Linked DNA regions of Homo sapiens: region 1 is linked to region 2. The links are chromatin contacts, found by Hi-C or POLR2A ChIA-PET in ENCODE. All regions are on one chromosome and are shown on one strand. Each heading gives the region's core, a stretch centred on a gene start or an enhancer-like site at or near the end of the contact. The rest is flanking DNA. Distances are from core to core; before and after follow the strand shown. Region 1 overlaps RGS12 (regulator of G protein signaling 12). Region 2 has its middle 21 kb from the start of MSANTD1.

Region 1 (3,970 bases), core at 862-3,361, 51 kb after region 2:
CACTTGTAATCATATGGATTTTCAACATCCTCTTTATTTTTGGGGACAGGGTCTGGCTCTGTTGTCCAGGCTCAAGTGCAGTGGCTCTATCATAGCTCACTGCAGCCCCTGCTCCTGGGCTCAAGTGATCCTCCCACCTCAGCCTCCTGAGTAGCTGGGACTACTGAGTAGCTGGGACTACAGGCACTTGCTACCATGCCTGGCTAATTTTTATATTTTTTGTAAAGATGGGATTTTGCCATCTTGCCCAGGCTGGTCTTGAATTCCTGAGCTCAAGCGATCCTTCTGCCTCAGCCTCCCAGAGTGCTGGGATTACAGGCATGAGCCACACGCGCCTGGCCTCAGCCTCCTTAGAGGAGTCGTTCTGCAGCTGCACGTGCTGCTGCTGTCTTTCCTTGTCTCTTGATCTGAGCCCTGGTCTGGATTCTCAGGGAGGTGCCCTCCTGCCCGCCCTGGGCCTCACCTCACTTCTCCGTGGAGCCTGTAGGTGGTGGGGCAGGGCCACTCCCAGGGAGCTGGCCTCAGTGTGGGCTGCCTGTATTGGGCAGGGATGGGAGGTGAAGGGCCCTGGAAAGTGGTGAAAATGTTCTTTGGAATCAGGAGATTCCTCATCTCTTTGAGTACATATTTAAAACTGTGTTTTCTCCACTGCTGTGGTGTAGTGAAGGTTGACACTGGTGTTTATGTGGTTCTTTGTGGATTACAGGGCACCTTCACCTGCTTTCTCCTTGAAATTCAAAGTGACCTGGACAGTGGGGAGTATGATGCCATTTTAGATAATTGGCAGTGGTGCTTATGGTCCTCAGCGGACCTGAGAGACAGATAATGCTGTCGTCCCCATCCCACCAGTGAATGGACTCCTCCTTGGGGCGGGTGACATGGGGGAATAGGTGGGGTTGTGATGCCAGCCTTGGGCTTCTTTGCAGTGAAGATGAGGGTCCTGGCTGTTCCCACCCACACTGGAGCAGAGCAGAAGGGGAGCTAGCATGTCCTCAGGGTTGGAAATAACGGTGTGGCGGTCACTGCTTTGCAGAGTGCATCCTTACCTTGATAGGAATCCTGAGGCCATCAGGCCAGGCGATTGAGGTTTGGCTGTCAGGTGACTTGCTCACAGTCACAGGGCATGTGAGTGCTGGGACCAAGACAGCCCTGGCGCTCCGTGTGGGATTTGGAGTGGCCTTCATAATGTGGCGTGATACACTATCTAAAAATAAACAGGTAGTAACGTGTTGTGTTTTATGGGTTCCTGCTGTAATCTCTTGAGGTTTAAGTGTTGCTGTTTACTTTGCCAAGTGGGCCTCCCTGTGTAGTTAGGTGAGTCTGATCCCATAGCCTCCCCAGTTAGAGCAGCAGAAGCTTCCAGGGGTCATGAGGCGGCCACAAGATGGGTCCGGACGTCGCCGTGGACAGGTCTGCAGAGTTTCGAAGGTGGCCGTGACCGTCCGCAGCGATCAGGGCCCCACCTGGACGCTGGCCTGTGCTGAGAGAAGGGGCCAGCAGGGATGCAGGAAGTGCCTGGAAGTTAGAAGAAGCAGCAGAGTTGGCACAGGGAGGGAGAGAGCAGAGGAGGCCCCTGGAGGGTGCCATGGTGTCAGGCAGCGAGCTTCACGTGACTCCGGATTCTTAGTGACGGGGACTTCAGGGCTTTACTTTGCACAAACTCAGGTGGAATCAGTCAGGATCCAGCCAGGAGACAGGAAACGCAGCAGTAATTTGAACAGGAAAAATTCAGTATACAGAATCGTTAACAAAGGAAAAGAAGGTTAGCTGCTGAAAGAGAAAAGAAAGGCTAAGGTCATCAGTGTGGAAAGGGGCTGAGTCTAGAAAAGTGGGCGTGGGAGGCTTAGATACCCAGAGTAGGGGCCTTATCTGACAGGACTGTGAGTCCATCGCAGCTGTGAGAGAGTGAAGCAGCTCCAGGTGAGGATTGGTGGCTGTCCCCAGTCCCCAGGAAAAACGATGTGGGACCCTCACATGCCAGTCCACCCCACTCCATCTGGGAGGCAGTGCCTGTGCCCATTGCTGAACATTGAGCCCCTGGGCAGGAGCCATGTGGTCTTCAAGGCCCAGTGCCAGGATCAGAAGCTGGGCACGGCAGGGTGGGTTTGGCGCTGAGAAGAAATGCCTTGGTGTCTGGCACAGTGCCCCGTTAGGCTACCCAGCGTCTGTATGCACCCTTCTTCAGCACCCCCAAGGGCATCTCACTCCCAGCTTCTGCTTTTGAGTCCGCCTTGGCTTGCCTGCACCCCAGGGCAGGGTTTTCTGTGGCTGTGGAGCAGCTCCGGCCTGGACAGCCACGTCAGCTCCTCCCCCCAGTGGACTGCAGGCATGTGGTGTCCAGCGCGCTCTGAGGCCCAGGCCTGGGCAGGGGCCCCTGCTGACGGTGTCCTTGGCTTAGGCACTCGCCCTTAGCCCTAGAACAATCTTCAGCATTCCCTCTACACAGTTATTACTAGTTCTATGAATGTTAAACGTTCCCTTTGAAATTACTGGCACCAGCCTTTCTTAATCTGTATGCAAAATAAGCTGACTATTAGAAGAAATATAATACTGCATCTAGTCACAAGTTGGTCTCTAAGGCCAATAGTTCTGTGTCCTAACTGCCACCAGATTCTCCATTGTTGTCCTTTGCCAACGCTTTTGTCACTGCCGCCTCCATCCTGCTGTCTGCAGGCTCAGCCCGGGTTTCCGCCCTCAGTGGCCACTTGCTCCTGTGAAAGCCTGGGGACCAGCGAGCCAGACCCCTTGTTGCTCGGCATTTCTACGTCTCCTTGGTGAGATGGAAAGCTCTAACCCCCTGCACACCGAGCCACGTGGTGACCTTGTGCCAGCTCATCCTTGTCAGCTTCTCCCTCCTCTGGGGAGGAGCAAGGAAGGGGAGCTGAGTTACTTGTAGACTCGCTGAGGGTCTGAAATTCTTGAAGTGGGTGAGATGATGTTTGGAAGTGGACTGCTTTCCCTTTTGTGTAGTTTGCTCTTTGTCTCTGCCTAATGTCTGTAGCCAGCACAAGCTGGTTCTCATGGAGATAAGCATTCAGGCCTGTGACTAACAAAAGGGGCTGATGTGAAAGAGAACCCAGGATCTCGAAATGCTTCTGTCATCAAAAATGATTGCCTTGTGTTTCATTTAAGGCAAGCGTGTTTAATTCTGTGTCTCTGCAAACTGACTCAAAGTTATATTAATTAATTAAATTAATTAATTAAAATACCTGGTTAAGTAGCAGCACCCAAATTCTTAAAATTTCCATACAATGGATTTTGGAAATTTTAAAAATGAAAATATGTTATTTGTGATATGTAAAGGATTGATTGGTGTAATTTTGAAATGAATGAATACATATTTTTAAATTCCTCAGTTTAATTTCTGGTATGAGAAACATCAGTAGCTGAAACCCACAAAAATAAAGACTCGCTGAGGTGCTCAGTCGTTTGTAGGTACTCCCAGGAGTCCTGAGACCACAGCACTTGAGGACTGCTGCCCGCAGAAGGTTGGATTTGCAGGAGTGAGTTCCTTCTCAACTGTTGCTTACTGAGATAAGACCATTAACAGAGAATGGAGAAATACCTTATGGGTGTACTGGAGTACCCGAGAGCTACATCTGAGTGAGATAGTGGTACCTGCATCACCTGAAGTACATCTGAAAATCGCGCTCATAAAAAAGGCAAAATACAGAAGCCTCAAGCCCGTGAGCAGCGCAGTCTGCTGTCCAGGGTGGCGCGTGCCCCTCGGTGGGAGGACAAGCCAGGGGCGAGCGGGAGGACGAGCAAGCACCAGGCTGGGGGGCCTCTCCCGGGAGGGGTGCCGTGGCGCCTCGCTCGTGTTGGTGCAGTTTTATTTCTTGCGGTGCAGTGTGTTGGTGGGTGCTCATCATCTCATTCTCCACCATTTGTTCATGACGACATACCCAAAGGTACAATCACAGACACAATGCGAACAGCACTGTAAGAGTCAGAGCCTTAGATGCTGCTG
Region 2 (4,216 bases), core at 1,332-3,831:
CCCCACCCCGAGAGCCAGGCAGGGCCTCACCTTCCAGGGCACCCCTTTCTCACCACCCCTTGCCCAGCCCCTCCTTCCAGGGGCCTCTGCTCTTCCTTCTCGAAGCAGGTGCTGTGCCTGAGTGTCCAAGGCCAATTTCTGACGCTACATTCTGGAGTGTTCTACTGACACCATCTGCCAGGACCCACACTTCCAAGAATCCCCACCTGTGTGCTTCTAGAGCAGACAGATGGGGTCAGAGGTGAGGCAGCGGGGATTTGGGAGGCAGGAGGTCAGGGCCATGGTTGGCAGAGGCCACTGATGGTCAGGAGAAGCAAGACAGGGATGCAGGCATCCCGCAGGTGCCGGTTTGTCGGCTCCTCCTGCTGTGTGCAGCCTCCTTCCTGCCGGGCCCTGCTGACCAGCCCTGACCTCAGGCCGCCCTGAGGTGCACAGAGGTCGGCAGCCGGGGCAGCCAGCTGCAGGGATCCAGCAATCTTATCTAGGAGCCTGCAGGGTCCCATGAGACAAGTGAGATACCTGAAGAAGTTCCTGCCAAATCTGGCAAACTGCCTTAAAGGGGCAGGCAGGTAGGCTTTTCCTTTCCATATTGCTTCTTGCGCAAACAGACGAGGTGGAGGAGGTGTCTGGCTCTCCATCGGCCTTCTAGGGCCCTGAGGCAGTCCTGAGGGTGAGGGCCACGCCCACCAGAGCGGAGGGGCCTGAGGGCACTGTGGGCTGTCACCTGGGCCTGGCTGCTTCTGTGGGAGACAGAAATAAAATTCCCAACCATGCCAGCGTTATTTCCACGTTTGAAGCCAAATGCAATTTTTGAGAGGGAATTTAGTGCCCAAAAGGGGAGGGAGTGTTGAAAATGACAGGTTCAACTCCTACAGCATGGCATTGGCTCGTGAGGCTGCTGAATGGGGCGTGGGGAGGAGGTAAGGTTCCACCTGCTGCAGGCTGGAAGGCTGATGTGGTGGGAAACGTGGGGTCACACTGTCACCTGGGCCTCCTGGGCCAGCAGACCACCCACAGGCCGGGAGGGCAGCCTGAGGAGAAAGGCAGGAAAAACCTTCAGAATGTGGTGCCACTGTCAGCAAAGTTCCCCAAGAAGGAGATGGCCTTGGGGCACAGCCAGCGGGCGGGGTGGCAGGAGCTGCAGCTGGGCTAGGGAGCGCTCTCTGCCCGTGGGGTGCTATGAAAGCCGGTGTGATTTTGAGCTCTGCAGGGCTGTCCCCAGGCTGCCGACATTGCAGGAGGGGTCCAGTCCTAGGCACACACCATTGTCACTTCACCAGGCTCCACGGGGCCCCAGATCTGGGGACTGTCCAGTCACCGGACTCTGCGGACACAGAGTCAAATCTGACCCCATCCTGCCTTCAAGCCAGCGTAGATCAGGTCTGGGTACACTGGGCCTGTGGGGGAGGGGCTGTGGGTTGGCCCTCAAGGAGGGGAAGATGGGGGCGGCAGGCAGGGGTGGCGTTGTGGAGGTCCATGAGGAGGGCAGGGCAGCCTGGGAGCCTGGCATTGGTTGTAGATCCTGGCAGCACGGGTGAGTAAGGGAAGGGCCCTGAGGAGGGGAGGGCAGGGCTCAGGTCTTGCTCAGCCCTAGACTGGCTCTGACCCCACACCCAGGGTTGCAACGTGGTGGGGTGAGGTCAGGACCCCACAGCAGCAGGGCCACCCAGGAGGACACAGGGTCCCAGGCTGTGGCCCATGTACCCCATGCCCCAGGCCTGCACAGGGTCTCCAAGTCAGGAGGAAGGAGGCCAGGAGTGGAGCCAGGCACTGGGCTGTGCTGGCTCGGCCCTGCCACGCAGGGTTGTTAGGGGCTGGCTCTGTCCTACTGCTCGGGGTCCAGGTTCTGGGGCTCTGTCCTCTGCGAGCACCTCTCAGCCTCGCACCCCTGGGGAGCGGCTTTGAAACAAGCACAGCTCCCAGGTGCGCCTGGGAACCCTGTTCTCACCTGCGAAAGGGGAGCGGGGAGGGGAAGCACAGGGGCAGCGGGTTCCTCCTGCTCCTCCTCCTGCAGGCACCGCCCCTCCACCCCACAGAGGGCTTCTGCCAGCTTCTAGAACCTTCCCCACAGTGCTGCACTGACCACGTGTTCCTTAGTTCCCCGCAGGGTTAGACTCCTGACTTATTCCCTTGTTTAATCCTCAGCTCAGGGCGGGTGGGGTCTGGAGTCCGGCCTCCCCCAACAGCCCACCTGCTCCCCGCCCGGCCGCCTGGCGCAGAGGCCCTAGTTTGGAGAGCCCATTCACGCTCGGAATTTGGATTCAACCACGGGGCTGACCCCCCACCTCCCTCATTTTCCAAAACGCCTTTGTCTTTTCCTGTTCAAAGAACTTTCAAGAGACTTTCCAAGTTTTGTTCGGGAACAGTGTGGCTCCCCAGGGTGCCAGCTGGCATCTTGTGCAATTATCATTAAATTACAGGGACAATTTTAATTTCATGATAATTAGAAATATCAACTGCCGCTCAGCCTTCGAAACTAATGGAATTTTAATGGGCAGCTGCTTAGGTTACAGCTAAGAATAGCAGCGCTCCACCGAGCGGCTGCAGCAGGGCCCTGAGTGGGCGCCAGCCTCCATGTGGGAGCCGTGCCCAGGGAGCCGGGGCACCTGGTGTGGGCTGCGGGAGGCAGGCCCTGGGTGAACCTTCAGCAGCTGCCTGTAAGGGAGAAAATGGGACCGTCCTGGTCAGGTGGAGGAGACCTGTGTCCTGGACTTTGGACCCCGAGGCCAGCCCATTACCCCTGCAATGCAGCCCCAGGTCCACCTGCCCCACAGCCACAGCCTCAGGGCTTGGAGCTGAGCCTGCGACCTCAGACTGTGCCCTCTGGGGAGCCCACCCACTCTGGGCCTCGGCAGCCTGGGCTGACCAAGACCTTCCACTCTGAGCAAATCTGCAAGCCGGGGGAGCCCCAGGCCCTCAGACGGAAGGCGCCCTCACTCCTTCCTCTTGTCCTTAGAATTACAGTCCAAGGCCCGGAAACAGTCATTCCCCATGTTCTGTCCAGTTTTCCAGTCATTTGAAGCAGGGATGGAGGAGAGGTGAATCCAGAGCTTGTCACTCCATCCTGGTGGAAAGTGGAATTAATGGTGTCTTTCAATTGGGCAGATTTTGCTTTTGATAATATCAAATTTTAGCTAATTTTTTTTATGGCTAAAACATTTTGTGTCCTAAGAAATCTTCACCAAGGCCAGGGAGATATTTTCCCATATTGTATTCTAGAAGCTGTGGTTACATCTGGGTCTCTGTCCATCTCAATTGCTTTGTAGGAAATGAAATGGATATCAGAGCCATTTTTTCCACGTGATTCCCCTGTTATTCCAGAACTGTTTGTTAGAAAGCCTGCCCTTTCCCTATCGCGAGTGTCTGGTGCCTTTGTCAAAAAGCAATTCACAGAACAGGAGGGGGTCTATTATTATTATTATTTTTTTTTTTTTTGAGATGGAGTTTCATTCTTGTCACCCAGGCTGGAGTGCAGTGGCACGATCTCAGCTCGCTGCAACCTCCGTCTCCCAGATTCAAGCAATTCTCCTGCCTCAGCCTCCCAAGTACCTGTGATTACAGGCATCCACCATCATGCCTGGCTAATTTTTTTTTTTTTGCATTTTTAGTAGAGGCGGGGTTTGGCTGCGTTGGCCAGGCTGGTCTTGAACTCCTGACCTCAGGTGAACCTCCCGCCTCGCCTCCCAAAGTGCTGGGATTACAGGCGTGAGGCACCACGCCCGGCCGAGCGGGTCTATTTTGAGACACCATTCGGTCCTGTTGGTCTGTGCGTCTGCATTATCTTGGTTACTGTGCCTTTATAGAAAATCTTCAGGTCACCTAGTGTAAGTCTTCCAAACTTCTTCTTTTCCAAAACTGTTTTTGCTAATCCATATATTTTGCCATTCTGTATAAATTTTAAATCACCTTATTGATTTCTATCCCCAAAAAAGCCTGCTGAAATTTGTATTGAGATGGAATTGAATTCATAGTCCCACTTGATAAGAACTGACATGTTGAAAATATTGTCTTACAATTTATGAACATGGTGTATCTCACCATTTGGAGCTGTCTAATACATCCTTTATTAAATTTATTTATCAGTATATTGATTTTCTAACTTTTTGCTAGTATCTAGAAATACAGTTGATTTTTGTATCTGTAGCCTGCAACCCTGCTCAACTCACTTATTCATCCTAACAGCTTTTTCTTTTGTAATTCTTTAGGACTTTCCATG

The links. A loop is a pair of places that touch in the nucleus more often than their neighbours do. ChIA-PET counts read pairs that join two places held with the same protein, here RNA polymerase II (POLR2A). Pooled maps may share reads with other maps.
Region 1: a loop to region 2 is called in a pooled map, with 2.2 times the contacts of the local background. The contact joins two enhancer-like sites. A Hi-C loop is called at or near these places in 1 of 168 maps with a recorded cell type or tissue (OCI-LY7) and 2 of 50 pooled maps. POLR2A ChIA-PET finds 5 or more read pairs at or near these places in 1 of 52 experiments (H1).

What each region holds. Positions count from the first base shown.
Region 1 is chr4:3,319,405-3,323,374 of GRCh38, forward strand. The region is part of intron 2 of RGS12 (regulator of G protein signaling 12); the gene reads left to right. Among named protein-coding and RNA genes, the nearest start is that of RGS12, 28 kb to the left of the region's middle. Within about 2 kb of position 2,112, at least 7 of the 41 ENCODE cell types and tissues checked have a DNase peak (open chromatin) inside an H3K27ac peak, as active enhancers do.
Region 2 is chr4:3,267,655-3,271,870 of GRCh38, forward strand. No RefSeq gene overlaps it. Among named protein-coding and RNA genes, the nearest start is that of MSANTD1, 21 kb to the left of the region's middle. RefSeq lists an enhancer at 2,558-3,095. Within about 2 kb of position 2,582, at least 3 of the 41 ENCODE cell types and tissues checked have a DNase peak (open chromatin) inside an H3K27ac peak, as active enhancers do.